2 separate regions of the Mus musculus genome follow, and region 1 is linked to region 2. A link is a loop called in an ENCODE intact Hi-C map of the cell type or tissue named here. Cell type or tissue: left cerebral cortex. All regions are shown on one strand.

The links. Hi-C counts contacts between places; a loop is a spot of excess contacts. Peaks named below come from ENCODE experiments on the same cell type or tissue, not always from the same donor. Only the 100,000 strongest peaks of a DNase experiment are listed, where the experiment ranks them.
Region 1: a loop joins it to region 2, with 1.9 times the contacts of the local background. A loop is called at or near these places in 11 of 42 quality-filtered maps.

Annotation. Positions count from the first base shown.
Region 1 is chr17:28,096,801-28,104,800 of GRCm38, reverse strand. No RefSeq gene overlaps it. Among named protein-coding and RNA genes, the nearest start is that of Tcp11, 20 kb to the right of the region's middle. In left cerebral cortex, a CTCF peak has its summit at 3,964 (motif pointing right); no DNase peak of the experiment used is centred here.
Region 2 is chr17:28,160,497-28,168,496 of GRCm38, reverse strand. It overlaps Scube3 (signal peptide, CUB domain, EGF-like 3), which reads right to left. Exons shown (of 22, transcript NM_001004366.2): 7 at 7,569-7,685; 8 at 6,059-6,181; 9 at 5,427-5,543; 10 at 4,640-4,765; 11 at 4,336-4,452; 12 at 4,095-4,199; 13 at 3,707-3,823; 14 at 3,276-3,434; 15 at 2,855-3,070; 16 at 2,349-2,510; 17 at 1,973-2,140; 18 at 1,310-1,471; 19 at 790-987; 20 at 216-368; 1 more. Among named protein-coding and RNA genes, the nearest start is that of Zfp523, 13 kb to the left of the region's middle. In left cerebral cortex, CTCF peaks have their summits at 3,833 and 4,624 (motif pointing right); DNase peaks (open chromatin) are centred at 3,880 and 4,632; H3K4me3 peaks cover 380 bases; H3K27ac peaks cover 616 bases.

The DNA of each region.
Region 1 (8,000 bases), 64 kb after region 2:
ATATGGCCGAGCTCTAGGTCCCAGGTGATTTGAGTCGGTAGCTACTGGGAAGTTTGTGTTTCAAGGTCTTGGTCAACATGTGGGTGTGGAAACTCCGACCAATTCCAAGGCAGAGTCAACTGTTTCTAAACAGGGACTTTCACGTTAGTCAGACTTCTCAAAACAACACGGTATTCAAACAAAATTCCATTTCCTTTTCCATCATGGGCTGCCATGGCTAAAGATATTTCTGTCCTGACCAGGGGCTTCCCCAGTCCACATTCAGCTGGTGTGATGTCATGGCGCTAAGGGGAAGGAGGAGGGCCAAATTTGGTGATCTCTCTCTCTCATTTTTCCTTCTTTCTCTCTTTTCTTTCTTTAAGATTTATTTACTTATTTTATGTATATGAGTACACTGTAGCTGTCTTCAGACATACCAGAAGAGGGCATCGGATCCCATTACAGATGGTTGTGAGCCATCATGTCGTTGCTGGGAATTGAACTCAGGACCTCTGGAAGAGCAGTCAGTGCTCTTAACCACTGAGCCATCTCTCCGGCTCTCCCTCACCACCACCACCACCACCACCCCCCCTTTCCTTTCCCATTTGTTGAGAACAGGGTCTTAGGTAGTTCAGGCAGGCCTCAAGCCTGCTATGGGATAGGCTTGCACTCCTATTCTCCTGCCTCAGACTCAGGTGCTGAGATCACAGGCGTCTACCATCATGCCTGCTTGAAACTGCTCTTCTATGAGCCCTAGCTTCCCCGCTGGCTCCTCATAAGACCTCAAAGCTGCTGGAGCCAGAGTCTTGATGTATTTCATTCATTTTGAGTCTCTGGTTGGCTGACTTCCTGAGACGTAGCCAACAGGGCAGGCCACAGCCTCCAGGATGCACCCCCTCGGCCATGGCACCACCCCAGGTTCCTATGTTACAGCCTCTCAGCTCCGGCCGTCTTTACGATCCCAGGATTTGGCAGGAGACACTTCTTGCAAAGTATCATGTACCCCAGATGTGGTTGTCTCGAGCAGGTCCAGACTCACGCCTCACGTGGCGCACGCAGGCCTGGTGCCCTTCCACAGCCGTGAGCCCTTGTCTCTCTTGCCTGCTGGGGCTCCTGTCCTTCTGCCTGCTGAGTTGGGCTGCCCTGCGTCCCGTCCCATCTCCGTGGCTGACAATTTACGTTTCCAGCTGTGCTTTCCATGCAGAATGGCAGTGGAGGAAGGGCAACCCTGTGCACCTCACTCACCCGCAGAGGCTTTGGCTGAGGTGCCAGCCAGCAATGGCTGCCTCAGCTGTGTGACCTTGGTAAGGTGCTCACCAGGCAAGCATGAAGACTGGAGTTCAGACCCCTGGCCAACAAGTGGAGTGCGGTGGCAGGTGCCTGTAATTGTAACAGAGGGAAGTGAAGACCGGGTCTTCAGGGACTTCAGGTGGCTATGGCTAATCTCGCTGGATATGTGAATTTCAGTGAGAGACTCTCTCAGAAAATAAATGGAAGGCCGGAGCCCAGTGGCTACCATTTCTGACTGCTCATGGAGAGGACTCAGGCTCAGTTCCCATCATCCACATGGGGGAGGAATCTACATGTGAGATAGAGACAGACAAAGACAGATGGAGAGATTGAGACAGAGACAGGCAGAGGCAGAGACAGGCAGACAGACAGATGGACAGAAGAACAGAGACAGATGGACAGACGATAGGCAGAGACAGAGACAGAGAGAGAGCCACAACTGTCTGTGAGTCTCCCCCCAGGACACCTGATGCCCTCTTTTGGCCTCTGCTGGCATCACGTATGAGGTGATACATATTCACAGGCAAACATTTATACACATAAAATCAAAGTATTTATTTAGCCAGCTCTGTTTTTTGTTGTTGTTGGGTTGTTTTTGTTTTTCAGTCTGGATTTCTCTGTGTAGCCCTGGCTGTCCTGGAACTCACTCTGTAGACCAGGCTGGCCTCTGCTTCCTGAGTGCTGGGATCAAAGATGTGTGCCACTGATGCCCAGCATAAACTATTTTTTTTAAAAGGTGGAAAGATAGACGCCCACCTCAGCCTCTGACCTGCACATACACATATGCACGTACACACAAACACATACACATATGCACGTACACATATGCACATACACACAAACACATACACATATGAACATATACACAAACACATACACATATGAACATATACACAAACACATACACATATGCACGTACACACAAACACATACACATATGCACATACACACAAACATACACATATGCACGTACACACAAACACATACGCATGCATGCAGAACACACGGAGAAAATACCTAGGGTTTGATAAAGGTTCAGTTGCTGCTAGCTGTGTTTAGAAACAGGGAACTGACACTCTGTTAAGAAACTTGCCCAGGCCCTGCACCAGAATTGTGCTTTAAGGTCTGGGCTCTCTTGACCTTCAAGTCTGGGGTTCAGTTCCACTTGGGTTCCCTGGGCATACAGTATTATCAGAGGACCAATGCACCAGGAGCCAGGGGAGCCAGGATGGATGGAGCCGCGCGAGCTCGGGACCGCCAACCGGGCCCATGCAGGCAGGAGCTGGGCAAGGCACAGTTAATCTCCAGCCTCCCTTGCTGGCTCATTAAAGCCAGACACTTTCTGAGTTTACTTAGCATCCGCAAGGAGCCTCTTTTCATCTTCAAAGGCTTCTCAGGAGCACCGACCAATTAATCCTTACAACTGCCTCATCTCGTAGACAAATATTTATCCTCACTTCATACCCAGGAAAGCCGAGGTGGGGGGAGAGAAAGACCAGACTGGGTGGGAGGTGCAGGACTGGCCCTGAACCACTGGGCTTCCCAGCCCACTGGATACTGGAAAGTTGTTTCAGTAACAACACATGCCCTCCCTCCCATCTCCCTCCTTCCCCCTCCCCCCTCTCTAAATGGAATCAGAACCTTTTGCAAGGTCAGATAAACTGCATGTATTTAATGGTAACCTGAAGGAAACACATTAAAAATATATTTTATCAGTTACAAATCTTCATGTCACCAGCCAAGAATGAGGGACTTAATGCAGGGACGCAAAATGCATATAGTCAGCAACTCCAGGGTAAGGGCGGAGAGGATTTATAGAGTGTGGGCTCTGGCCCACTGGAGCAAGCAGCCGAGCTCAGCAGCGGAACTGAAGCGAAGCTGTTCTCAGATGAGCCGAGGGGGGAGAGGCTGCCCAGGGCGGCTTTGATTTAATCACTGTTTCTCATTTCTCCTCATGTAAATTGCCTTTCCCCCCTCGATGCTATAAAAGTCAGGTTTAGATCTGTCTTGGGAAGATTGCCCTCATTACCCGAGTGTCTGTCAGGGGTGCTTTGAGAGCCGTCAGCCCCTAAGAGTGGTCCCCACATGTGCCCACCTATCTCTGAGACGATGATCAACTGTCTGCAATGATTCGGTTGGGAATCAGACACTCATATAATTAATATGACAATTTCCCCTAACAGCAGGGATTTTCCTTTGTCTTAAAACACCAACATAAAGCTGGTGTGGTGGCACATGCCTTTGGTCCCAGCAGATGTGAGTGGATCTGGGAGTTCGAGACCAGTCCGCTCTGCATACCCGAGTTTTAGGACAGTCAGGGTTACATAGAGATCCTGTCACCAAAGACCAAAGTAACTAGAGCACAGGGACAGAAAACACAGGGTAATACAGCTTAGTGGACTATGGAAACCAGGGAGTCTGGTTTTGCAAGTTTTTGAGGTAGGGCCTTACGTAGCCCAGGTTGGCCTCACATTCCCTATTCAGCTAAGCATGAATCCAGACTTCTGTTTGGAGCTCTGTGTATATGCTAGACAGGCACTCTGCCTCCTGAGCCGCCCCACCTCCCACCCCCAAGCCCTATGCTAGTCTTTAAGGAAAAAAAAAAAAATTGTGCATGTTTCCAAGTGTGTACATGTCATGTGTGTGCAGTTCTCTTGGGAGCCAGAAGAGGGCATCAGATCCCCTGAAATTGGAGACAGGTTGCTAAGTCTCCTGATGTGTTAAGAACTGAACTTGGGTTTTCTTTTTTTCTTTTCTTTTTAAAAATATGTCTGTGAGTACACTGTCACTGTCTTCAGACACACCAGAAGAGGGCATCAGATCCCATTACAGATGGTTGTGGCTGCTGGGAGTTGAACTCAGGACCTCTGGAAGAGCAGTCAGTGCTCCTAATCGCTGAGCCATCTCTCTAGTCCCCGAACTTGTGTTTTCTGGAAGAGTGCCAAATGCTACCACTTGCAGGGCTATCTCTCCAGCCTTAAATTACTTAATTTTTGGACTTGGTGACCATTGTGACATACTTGAACCAAACACAGCCTGATAGAAATAAACTTGGGGGCTGGAGAGATGGCTTGATGGTTAAGAGCCATCTTTGGATGGCTGCTCCACCAAAGGGCCAGGGTTCAATTCCCACCACCCACATGGCAGTTCACAGTTGTCTGTAGCTACAGTTCCAGGGGATCTGATGCTCTCACACACAGCATATAAGCAGGCAGAACACTAGTATGCATTAAATAAAACATTAAACATTGTTTTTGTTTTTAAAGTAAAACCTTCACCTTTAATCCCAGCACTCAGGAGGCAGAGCAGGCCGATTTCTGAGTTCGAGGCCAGCCTGGTCTACAGAGTGAGTTCCAGGACAGCCAGGGCTACACAGAGAAACCCTGTCTTGAAAAACCAAAAAAACAAAACCCACCTGACTCTGAACAATATCACAGACCCGCGGTAGGAAGAAGCGCGATCTAAACACGTATGGACAGTATTCAGCTACTGCTAGGAGGCCCACGTGTGCCAGCCGTGTGTGCGCTTGTCACAGAGAGAGACAGAGTCCCCCGTGGACACACTAGGCTCCCAGCACCCCCAGTGCTCACAGGCAAGGAAACAGGCTGCTGATCAGATCCCAGGACAAGCAGAGAGAATCAGGATTGCTGGAAATTGCTCAGTTGGCTTGCCCAGATGATGTCCCTGCCCCCCCCCCAAATCCCAGCCTCTGAGGTGGAGGCAGGAGGATCCAAAGTTCAAGGTCATCCTCAATTGTGAGGACGTGGGCTAGCCTGGGCTAGGAAAACCCTCTTAGGAAGAGAGAGAACAAACCTGCCTGGCTTTGGGGGGGTCAATAACGACTTTTTGGGGAATTGATAGCTACTCTTTGGGGATTTTAAACGGCACCTTCCAGCCTTTCTGAGGACCTAGAAGAGCAATAAGACCCTTCCGGTTTGCCTGGGCTTAGTCGGGTGCTGTGCCCTCCGGAGGGAGAGGGAGGATGGGAGTTTGAGGAGCGAGGAGGCCTCGGGTTGCTCCTGGGGCAGTCCTCTGGCAGAGAGAGAGGGGGGGGGGGAGGGAGGGAGGGAGGGAGGGGGGGAGGGAGGGAGAGAGAGAGAGAGAGAGAGAAGCATGCTGCTTGCTGGGAGGACCCTGCTGGAACCTCTCAGCACAGGAGCCTGGCTTGCTTTTCAAGCCCCCCCCCTTTTTTTTCCTCTCTGGTTTAACTGCTTTTTCTGGCCCCAGGGGATCCCTCGCAAGTTAATAAAACTTACTACATCAAAGGGCGCCACAACCATTACCCAATTAAAACCTACCAGGGCTCCTAAAAGGGGGGGGCATGATTAACCCCATTTTACGGATGGGGAAACTGAGGTTAAGTGGCTTGCCCCTGGCTACCTAGGAAATGAGGTTCCAGCTGTGTTAGGGCTTTGTGGCATGTTCTCCTGAGGGTACCCCTGCAGGTGTGTGTGTGAGGGGGGCTGTTTCTGTGGCAGACTGATTTTATTTTTTTAATTTGTATTTTTCAAGAATACCTTGATTCTTAGAATTTTCCCCCGTCCTGCCGGAAATAATTCCGCCCCGGCTGTACTGGGCCTGAGGAACGTCACTGGTGCTGGTCGTCGCCTGGCGGCAGCTCCTGCCTACAACCTAGAGAGGTACTATAAAAACAGATGAAAGCCAGAGGTTCTGAACGGGCAGCAATTTAGGAAACAACCTGGGCCTTTCAGAAATTAATGTTAGGTAAAGGTGCCAAGTCAGCCGCCCAGCGCCCTTCTGAGAGCTCAGTCAGCCTACAGCTCGGCCTCCTGGGGGGAATCGGCAAGAATTAAAAAAAGAAAAAAAAAAAAAAAGCAGACCCTTTCCCTCTGCCAGCCATGGCTCTCGCTCTTCCTTTCCAAACAGCATAAAATTCCTAATCCTGTTTATTCTCAGCGGGGCTCAGCTTCCAACAGACAGACCGTGGGTCCCGTGGGGGTCCCCACAGCTCCCCCTCAGTCTCATGCCCTCTCCGTGGGTGCAGCCAAGATGGTTGTGATGGTCCCTTCCCTCCTATCCTGTAGAGATTCTGCAAATATCTTAGTGATATTGGGACGACGGGTGTCCTGGTCAATGATGGAGAGTAGGTTGCTGGAGTTTGGTTAACACTATCCGAGGTTATTTTGAGACTAGGTTAACATTATCTGAGGTTGTTTTGAGACTCCGTTAACACTATCTGAGGGAGATTTTGGAGGCTCGGACTTTTCCAAGCCTCTCCAGTGTGATCCCAACCAATTCACCGAGGTGAGGGCGCTGTCTTTATGTAAATAATTACCAGATTTCGGTTGGCCAGACGTGTTTCTGCACCCAAGAGGCAAGCCAATAAATTAATTTGGGGAATTAAGGGTCAGATTGGTTTTATCTCTGCAAATTGGGTCGGGTTCTGGCGAGTGGTAGGGACATCCGGTGGGCTGGGCTTAGGATCCAGACATCTAGGGGTTGTAGCTGCCCACCCACCCCCTTCCTTGGCGCTGGCGCTGGTGGCAGGGTACTTGCTAGCCTCAGGGGCACCAAGTATCGTGCCAGAGGGCTGTGGCCCAGGAACCAAAAGACAGGGAGGGTCTCTTGTAGCCTGGGCTGGCATTGAACGTCTGGTCTTCCTTCTTTCAGCCCTAGATACAAGCATGCACACCAGTGTACGAAGGTGCTGGGCACTGAACTCTGGGCTGGGCTTGTTCTCATGTCATTCTCGATGACCGAATGACCGTGACCCCTCCTGATCCCTCAGAGTGAAAGTTCACCCATCTGAGCTGGATAGAACCATGTCTCTAGTCTGCGTTTGGTGCCCGTTCTGGGGCAAGTAGATCTCTTGTTCTGTCTCCCCCGTCACAGTTAGCAGAGAGGCCTCGGGAGAGGGCCGGCACCTCAGAAAGAGGTACAGGTTGGTTGTGATCGCTGTGGCAGCTGAGGTAGGCATCCTTGGGCCTGGCTTCGAAGGAGGAGGCAACGTGGTCACTTAGACAGGGACACAGAAAGGAAAGGTGCTTGCGTGGGGAGCCAGCTTCCTGAAGGAGGGACAGCATAGGCCGGGCTCGGCAGGCGGTTGGTTAACCATTTTGTAAAGCGTCTCCATTTTGGTTAAACAGCAACAGGCTTCAGAATTAAAGTAGTTTGGTTCCCGGCACTGAAGCACCTTCATTTCTAGATTTTCCCCTCCCTGCCCTATTGACTGAGAGTAATGGCCGACCATGAGAGATGTTTATCACCACCTGACATTCTTTAACTCCCTGCCACCCCAGCCAACTTCGACAAGTGGGGGAACATTTCCCTCCCTCCCTCTCCCCCCACCTTGTCTGCCCTGTTTAACTGCCCCAGCTTGGAAGCGGACACTGGACGCCAGGTGCTTTTACCCAGGCCCCCATCAGCTGGCCCTTTCCAGAATAAACCATCGTCCTTGAGTCAAGTCTCCCCCAAGGGCCTAAAAAGCATAGGCAAGATTTGCCAACATACAGAGTCAAGGAGCTTAGGAAAGCCCCCTCCCCGCCCCCACCCCGGATGCCACAAGAGGGAGGGCGTCTGTGGACTCTGAGGCCTCTTTTGAATATTTTAAATATCTATTGAATATAGTCTATTCAGTAGAGTGGAGCCCAGTCTGTTCAATTAGGTTTACAAATCATTGTTGGCCTCTACTTCAAGAGGAAGAAGCTGCCCTGAACACAGAGCTCATGTACCATGGAGTGGCTTAGAACCGTGGAAGTGGCTGCCCAGGG
Region 2 (8,000 bases):
CATTTCCATCCGCACCACAGCGAACGCTCACTTGCCTTTAGGATCTCCTGGTGGTTTTCTGAGGCATACAGCCGGCCATCACGCACTATGTCTTCCACCAGCTGCTCATAGTCCTCTGTAAAGTCAACAGGGTTGGGGGCTGAGCGTGGGAACTCTGCTCTCCTGGTACGCTTACAAGACCCACCCACCGCCCCATCTTTCCTGCCCTTGCTCACCATCGTAGGTCACATAGGGAATCTGGAAGCCTCGAGCGCTGTTGGCCTCACTGGTCTTGAAGTTGATCCAGAGTTTCCTGGACCGGGCGGTGAAGGCAATGGGCCGCTCGTAGGTCTGGCAGGTCTCGTAAGTGGTGATAGAGGATGGGGAGGCTGGCAAGGCAAGCGTCAGGTCAGGAGATTAGTGGGGCTGTGAGGTCATTCTGACAGAGGCTCCCCCCTCCAGCCCCCATAAACACACAGCTAGCCACACACCCTCTCTTCTGCCAGCCCCAGGTTTATTCTACAAGGCCGACTACTGCACAATCAGGTGCATTAAAATCGACCTTTATGGGACGAGGATGGCAGAAAGGCTAGGGTTAGAATTAGTCAGGTGGCAGCACTGGCATCCCAGCCTCAGGACTGGCTCCCTCACTGCTGCCCACCCAACCTGTCCCACAGGTCCTGTGCTAGCTTCTGTCCCCCAAGGCTCCTCTCGTGTATCTGCTGGTTCCCCACTCCACCGTCCCAGGTCTTTCTCTTCCCCAACCAGATTCCACGTGCCCACCCCCCAGCCGGCTCTGCAGGCACCCACAGTTCTTTCTCATGACCAGGACGTCCCCACACTCATCCTCGGAGGGCAGGAAGATCTCGGGGACCACGATGAGGATCTTGCGCTTGGGTGGGGGGTTGATGTTCCAGACGCACTCCACACCGGCCGGGTAGTTGCCCGGGTAGTTGGGAGACTCGATGTAGCCAGTGAACTCACCTAGCTCCCCGCCACACTGCCGATCTGCAGCCACACCCCGGTGGAGAGAGCAAGGGAGAGATGGACAGTCAGTGGGGAACCGTGGTGGGCAGGCTGAGGGGCTTGAAGGGGGAGAACAAACATAGGTGGTGAACCATGCTAGATCACCACCTGCTCTTCCGGGGTGCTGGGTCCACCCTCCTCCTGCCCTTCCAGTATCCAAAAGGATGCTACAGGCATCCCTGACAGCTGCCCACCCACCCACTCCGGCCCCCTTCCCCGCTGCCTTACCACCTCCCACCCCCTTTTCCCGTGCACATGGCTCCAAGATCTCTTTCCACTCCCTACAGCCTGGCCAGCCACGTACTCTTGCACTGGGCCACACTGGTCGAGCCATCAAAGTCAGTGCTTGTATTTCCTGGGCAGCGGGTGCAGAAGTTCTGACGGAAATCTGGCTGGTAGGAGCCCACAGCACAGCGGATACAGCGATGGATGCTAGTGTTATAGTAGTGGCCCGGGGAGCACTGGACTGCAGGCGAGAGAAGAGGGCAGAAGCTAAGATGGTAGGAAAGTGGGCATCTGGACCGTGGATAGACAGGCACATCTGTCATGGAGAATCCAGACATCAGAGACTCCCAGGTTTCTTCCAGGGTCCCTACCTTTCCCAGACATAGTCTAAAGCCAGGGAAGAGAGACCTTCCAAAGTGGCTGGCTACAGCACCCTCCTCTTCCTGCAGGCCCTCCCTGAGCAGTGTCAGACTGATACAGGAGCTCACTTAGGGGGATGGAGGGAAATGGCTACCAATCTGCAATGTACTCTGGACAGGGAGGAAGGGTTTAGTCACTTTCTATCCCCAGGTCTGGCCCAAGGGGCAGCTCTGAAACAAGAACATGTACAGTTAGGTACCTGGGTCTTCACTTTTGAGGGAAGATGGTCAGATAACACTCAGGTCTGTGGAGGGGCTTGGAGATGTGTGGGGTGGGTGGCAGCTGAGGATAGGAAGCTCCGGGGAGTAAATAACCTGCTCACCTTTGGTGTCGCAGTCCTGGAAGGAGACTGCCCCCTCATGCTTGGTGGTGAGGCCTCCGCCACAGGGGAAGCACAGGGTTCGCCCTGCTTCAGGCTGATAGGTGCCCCGGGGGCATGGCTGGCAGGGCTTAAACCCATCTCCTGAATGGTGGCCAGGTGGGCACTGACCTGCAATGAAGCAAGGGCCCAACTCTGATGGGGTTGGTCCTGAGCCACTCCCTGGGTCACCCAGTCTTAGGGAACAGCGGAGGCATACAAACAGGACATCAACTAGGAGACTGGCCTGGAGCCTGGGCCTGCCCTTTGGGAAACCCCATGCCCACGGGCATCCCAGTGCCCACCCTAGCCCACTCTGCGTTGTTTGTTCCCCTGGCACCTGCACACGTGGTGACGTTGGTGGCTCCAAGAGGCCCATGGGCATCACTCCCAGGGCAAAGGTCGCAGGAGAGCTGCCCTTCCCTCTCCTGGAAGGTGCCCGCTGGGCATGGCACACACTGCTCCGTCTGGCCGTGGTAATACGTTCCCTGCGGGCAGCTGACTGAGGGAGAGTCGGCCGCGCTAGCCACCCCCCCATCTCCCACCACCCAGGCCTAAGACTCCCCTTCCCGCTCCTCCAGCCATGGGAGATCTATTAGGGAACGAACAGAACCCTGCTTGGAGAGATAGGGATGTCAAATCTGAGTGCAGGAGAACTGCCGGCCCTGCCTAGTGTCCGAGGTTCAGCCTGGGACCAGAGAAAGGAGGCCCGTGGGCAGGAGGGGCTTCGCCACCTCACGTTTTGAGAGCTTCACCTGAGACAAGGGGTCCTGTTCTGCTCTGAGCCAGGGCCAAGTTGGGCCTCCCCCACTCCCCACACCTTTGCTTCCCGGCAAGCTCCCTTACCACACTTGGTGCCTGCTCGGTGCTGCCCAGGTCGGCAGACCTCCACCAGCTCTGCTCGGTCCCCAGCTCCCAGGCCTGGCTTGTGGGCTAGCTCATAGTCAAGGCCTGCCAGACGCAGCAGGAACCGGTCTTGGTTGATGGACTTTCTGAGCATCTTCAGGGACCCTTTCAGCCTCCGTTCCATCCGCTGTCGGAGGCAAGGCAGCCCACAGCCAGCTGGTAATGGATGGTTGTGCGAGTCAGAGAATGAGGAGAGAGAGGTCAGAGCAGAAGGCAGCCGACAGGGGCAGCCCTGGAGTTTGCTGCTCGCCATTACACAGGCCCAGAGTTGAGGTGCCCCCTTCCCTTGGCTTGTCCCTTTTGGATCCAGGCTATGTGCCCTCCTCTTTGGCCCTCCACCCAACAATGTCCCTAGGCCCACCTGTCGTTTCTTCTGCTCTGACCTCAGCTTCCAATTCCAGGGTGAGCCGGGTAACCTCCTTGCCTGGGGGGGTCCGGGCCCGCCTGCCCTTGCCCTTCCGAGAAGAGTCACACTTAAGGTGGATGAAAGTGACCAGGCAGTCAGAGCAGGGGACACTACCTGGAAACAGAGGCCGTGTCAACCTCGAACTGTAGCTTCCACTGAAGACAAGTTCTCTCTTCTGACTCTCCTATTTCTCCATCCGCCCCAGACATCCCTACCCCCAACCCTCTTCTCGGTAGGAGGGAATGACGGGGACTTCCAGGGCCTTAGCCTACAACAGCTTCCCCATTCTATCCACAGCCCAGGGTGCAGGTGAATCCATGACAGAACTAGGCAGAGGGGCTGAGAGGTGGGGAGAGCCTGGTGGGGCCAGGGAGGGAGGTCCAAACCTGGCCCCAGGATCCTGCTGGCCTCCTCGGCTTTGCCTTTGTTTCGCAGATGCAGGCGACATTTGGCATCCTTGATCTTGAAGGAGGCTCTCTGCTTGACTGGCAGCACTGCAGCCTCTAGAGGGAGAAGAGAAGCTCAGCACAGCTCCAGGGCCTGGGGACCCTGGGGACGGCCTGCTCTGGGAGGTGGCTCCGAGCTCAGCAGTAAGGTTTAGCTAGAGAGTGGGATCAGGAAAGCCAAGGGTAACAGATAGGAGGGGTAAGATAGGAGGAGCTTGGCAGCAAAGCTGGAGAGTTAGAGAGTAACAAGGGAGGTAGAGGGTGAGTCGGCCAGGGATGAGGAGAACTGTGGGGGCAGAGAAGAGGAGGACTCTGGGCAGGTGCTCACCATGGCAGGAGCTGGAGACGGTGCTGTTCCCAGAGTGGATCACTCGGGCTGGAGCAGCTTTAGGGCTCGGGGTACCACAGCTCACGGTGAAACCGTTCTCTGACTCTGAAAGAAGGGGCTTATCACAGCTCTGACCCACCTCTCAACCCCCAATGGTTGGAGGAACCCCGGGGGAACAGAGGCACTGCTGAACAGCCAGTCTGCCCTCCCTTCTCCCCAGAACCCCGTCTCTCTCACATACCTGGCAAGAACCGGGCCCGGGAGGGACAGGTCAGGGCACAAGTATCCTTCTTGCCCGAGCGATTGCAGCTAAGCATGGCTTTTGAGGCTCCAAGACTGCTCTGACACTTCACTGGCTCTAGGAAGGGAAGCAAGGTCTGAGAATATGAACATGCCTTGTCTTCCTGCCCTCAGAGAGTTAATGCGGAAAGGGGGACTAGTTACATGCCCAAGGAGACCTGCACATTTTAAACCCAGCAGGCTCCCCCTCACACCTTCCCCTGAAACAGCATTGTTATGTCTGGCCAGCAGAGGGCGCCACACACCTGTGCAATCCTTCCCGTTCCAGTGAAGGCGGCCCTGGCCTGCTGGGCAGGTACACTGATAGCTGCCTGGGGTGTTGATGCAGCCAAAGCGGCAGCCTCCCTTATTGATGCTACATTCGTCCACATCTGTGGGAGGAGTCAGAGATCAGATTGCCAGTACCCTTATAGAGATTACTGTGCATTTACAAATCTTGTCAGGAAGGTAGGTCTCACGTTAACATTCTCATAAACAAAGTAAAAGGTTCTCTGGCCTGTGAGGAGCTCAAAGTTCTCTCCCTTCTCTACATCCCCAGTCATAGTTGCCATTGAGCAGGGGCCAATCCAACCAGACCAAGGTTTCAGAACTTTCCTCTCTTACTGTCTCATTGGGCTAGAGACTGAGAGGGTGGGTCTCTGGGAACAGCGATGGGGAATGCAAGGTAGAATTAGGAGGCAGAGTCTGTGCCACCTGCCATCGCAACCCTCGAGAAGTGAAGGCTGGAGGTTTGGAGTTCGAGGTCACCACTGGCTGTGTGTGTGTGTGTGTGTGTGTGTGTGTGTGTGTGTGTGTGTGTGCAGCTATCCTGGGCTACGTGAAACCCTCAAGCATCTTGCTGCCAGGATGCTGCTCTCTGGTATCCTGTCTCCCAGCTGGTCTTTGGAAGGTGCCTTCTATTTTATCTTGTTGGATGTAGACAAGAACCATCCAAGGATTTCTCATTACAAGCACAGCCATTTGGAGTGTGAAGAGTCGAGGGCTGGGGTGTCTGGGAAGCAGGCAGGTGTAGGTGTGATCTTGCTGGCTTACCCCCGCAGTGAGTGACACCATATAGAAGGTAGCCACGATGACAGAGACACTGGAAGCTCCCCGGGGTGTTGACACACATGTGGTCACAGGTTCGGTCGAAGGAGCACTCATCTATATCTGGAACAGCAAGGATTCGAACCACTGAGTCTGTCTCGGGGCACCTGGTCCATGCTCAGGTGATGGGCTCTGATGCTGAAAGACCTTGGCCTAACTCCAGATCTGAGCACGCACAACTCCCTCTGTACCCTTTGTCTGGGGTTTGGGGCTTTTGTTGTTTTTCTGAGACAGGGTCTCTCTGTATAGCCCTGGCCATCCTGGAACGCACCAGGCTGGCCTCAGACCCAGAGATCTGCCTGTCTCTGCCTTCCAAGTGCAGGGATTAAAAGTGCACCACCAGAATTGCCAGGGTCTGGAACCTGTGCATGTGGAACCTAGTTGCAGCAGGCCACACTTGGGAAAACCTGGATTGTGGTGAAAGCTTGCTCACCCCTTGCCAAGCTGTGTATTTCAGCATGGAGCTGGCCTGCAAGAAGGAAGGACTACCGTTGTCTGTCTGCGGCATAGCCCTGCCTACAGAGACGCTTGGAATACAGCATCCCTGACACTCGCCCCCTTGGCCGGAGCCGGCTCACCCTGGCAGCTCCTTTCGTTGATGAGAAGCTTGTAGCCCTTCTTGCAGCTGCACTCGAAGCTGCCCACTGTGTTGCGGCAGATGTGGTCACAGCCCCCGTTGTTTAAGCGGCACTCGTCTATATCTGGGGACGAAGGACAGCATTGAAGGCTAGGGGCAAAGGAGCCCAGATCTCTTCCTCACAGAGACAAGGAAAATCAAGGAGGGCCCTGGCTTGGCCCTTTTAACTTGGCTGTCACCTTCTGTCTCCATGTCTTCCCTGTTTAGGATATCTGGCCATTACTAACACCATCTCTCCTGAAGCCAAGTCCAGGAACCACCTATGCCAGCAGGGAGCAACGGTCTAGACTTATGGGAGCAGGTGGCCATGTGAGATCCAGGCTGGTCCATGTCCCTTACTCTCCAGTTGACAGCCATCCCCAAGACTGTAGGGAGGGCTGTCCTTTCCTGTCACAAAGGCTGGGGGCCTCTGGTCATGCTGTAAAAGGGCAGCCTTCATAGAGGAGGGGCTGGCCAAAGAGGCTGGGTAGAGAGGACTTCTAAGATAGAGGGAGAAGCTGCTAGAGATGAGGGGCCAGGAGGGGGACGGGACTGGCATGGTCTGCAGAGGCTCAGAGCCTGGCAGCTTTGGGTACTAAGAAAGGAGCAGGTGGGCAGCTTCCTTCCTGAGGTCAAGTTCCCCCGAGCTGGTGGCAGACAGGACCCAGGCTACTCAGCACTTGTGGAGGGGAGGGGGCAGGGCCTTCACTCTTGGCCTACCTGTCAACAGCCCTTCCCAGCAGGAAACCTCTCTACTGCGGCTGGCTGACCGGCTGCCCCCGCCCTCCCCTTCCTGCAGCTCTTGGGCCAAGAGACACAAAGAAGGAGCCCGGCACTACCCAGTCCCCACTCCTCCCTACCAGAGGACACGGACGGACCTGCTGAGTCAGCGTTTGCAGAATGGCTCCCCTCCCCCTTTTCCTTCTCATCTCCCCCAAATCCCAGGTAATGGCAGGAGGGGAGATGGGGTGGGTAGTATAGGAATGGAAGTCATAATGAGAGCCAAGCCAAAAGGTCCCCACAGGGCCAATTCTTCTCACTGATCACCGCTCATCCATCTCTGCGCACATCTATGAGCCAGGTTCAGTGGAGGAAGCCTGGGCACCACAGCATGGCGGACCGAACCAGGCCCTGGTGTGGGCACTCCTACCTATGCTTCCAGAGATCATTCCAGACCCGCTGGGAAGTTAAACCACCCACATGGCTCAGGCACAACAACACAGAGTCAGGCTCAACTGTCCCTCCAGGGTTGAGACCCTTCTCCCTAATACAGGGACAGGGGTGAGAGAGGGAACAAGGGAGACCAGGCCAGGGGGCAGCAAAGTGGTAGCTGGACTTCTGTGCCCACTGAACTGAGGTGGGAGAAACTGACAGCCTTAAAGGGCGTTGAAGAGGCGTGGTCGGTCACCTAGGAACTCTCTCCCCTCCCTTTGGCAGAGGTCTCCGTGTCCCCATTCACTCTGAGATCTCACCTTTGCAGGTCTTTCTGTCTGGCTGCAGCATGAAACCCACAGGACAGCTGCAGTGGACTCCGGTCGCTGCATCATGGCACTTACTGTCGCAGCCTCCGTTGTTGACAGCACAGGTTTCTGTTGAGGGAAGTGTAGGTGGTAATAGGGTTACTAGCCTAGAAGAATGTCAGACTCAGGTATGGGGCCTGAGGGAAGCCCTCAGCCACCTCACAGGGTGGAGGGGGGGGGGGTCAGCAGGAGCGTTAAGCGATGCTCCAGCCTCTCCTTCCTCCCACCCCTCACAAGTGCAGGAAGCGCTCTCTCTCTCGCGCTCCGCTCGCTCAGCATCCCTGCCCCCTACTTGATTGAAACAAGGTGGGCAGCAGTGAGGCAGGTACAAGCCAGAGCTGTCAGGCAGGAATGTGCTGGGGGTGGGGGCAGGGGAGCAGGAGA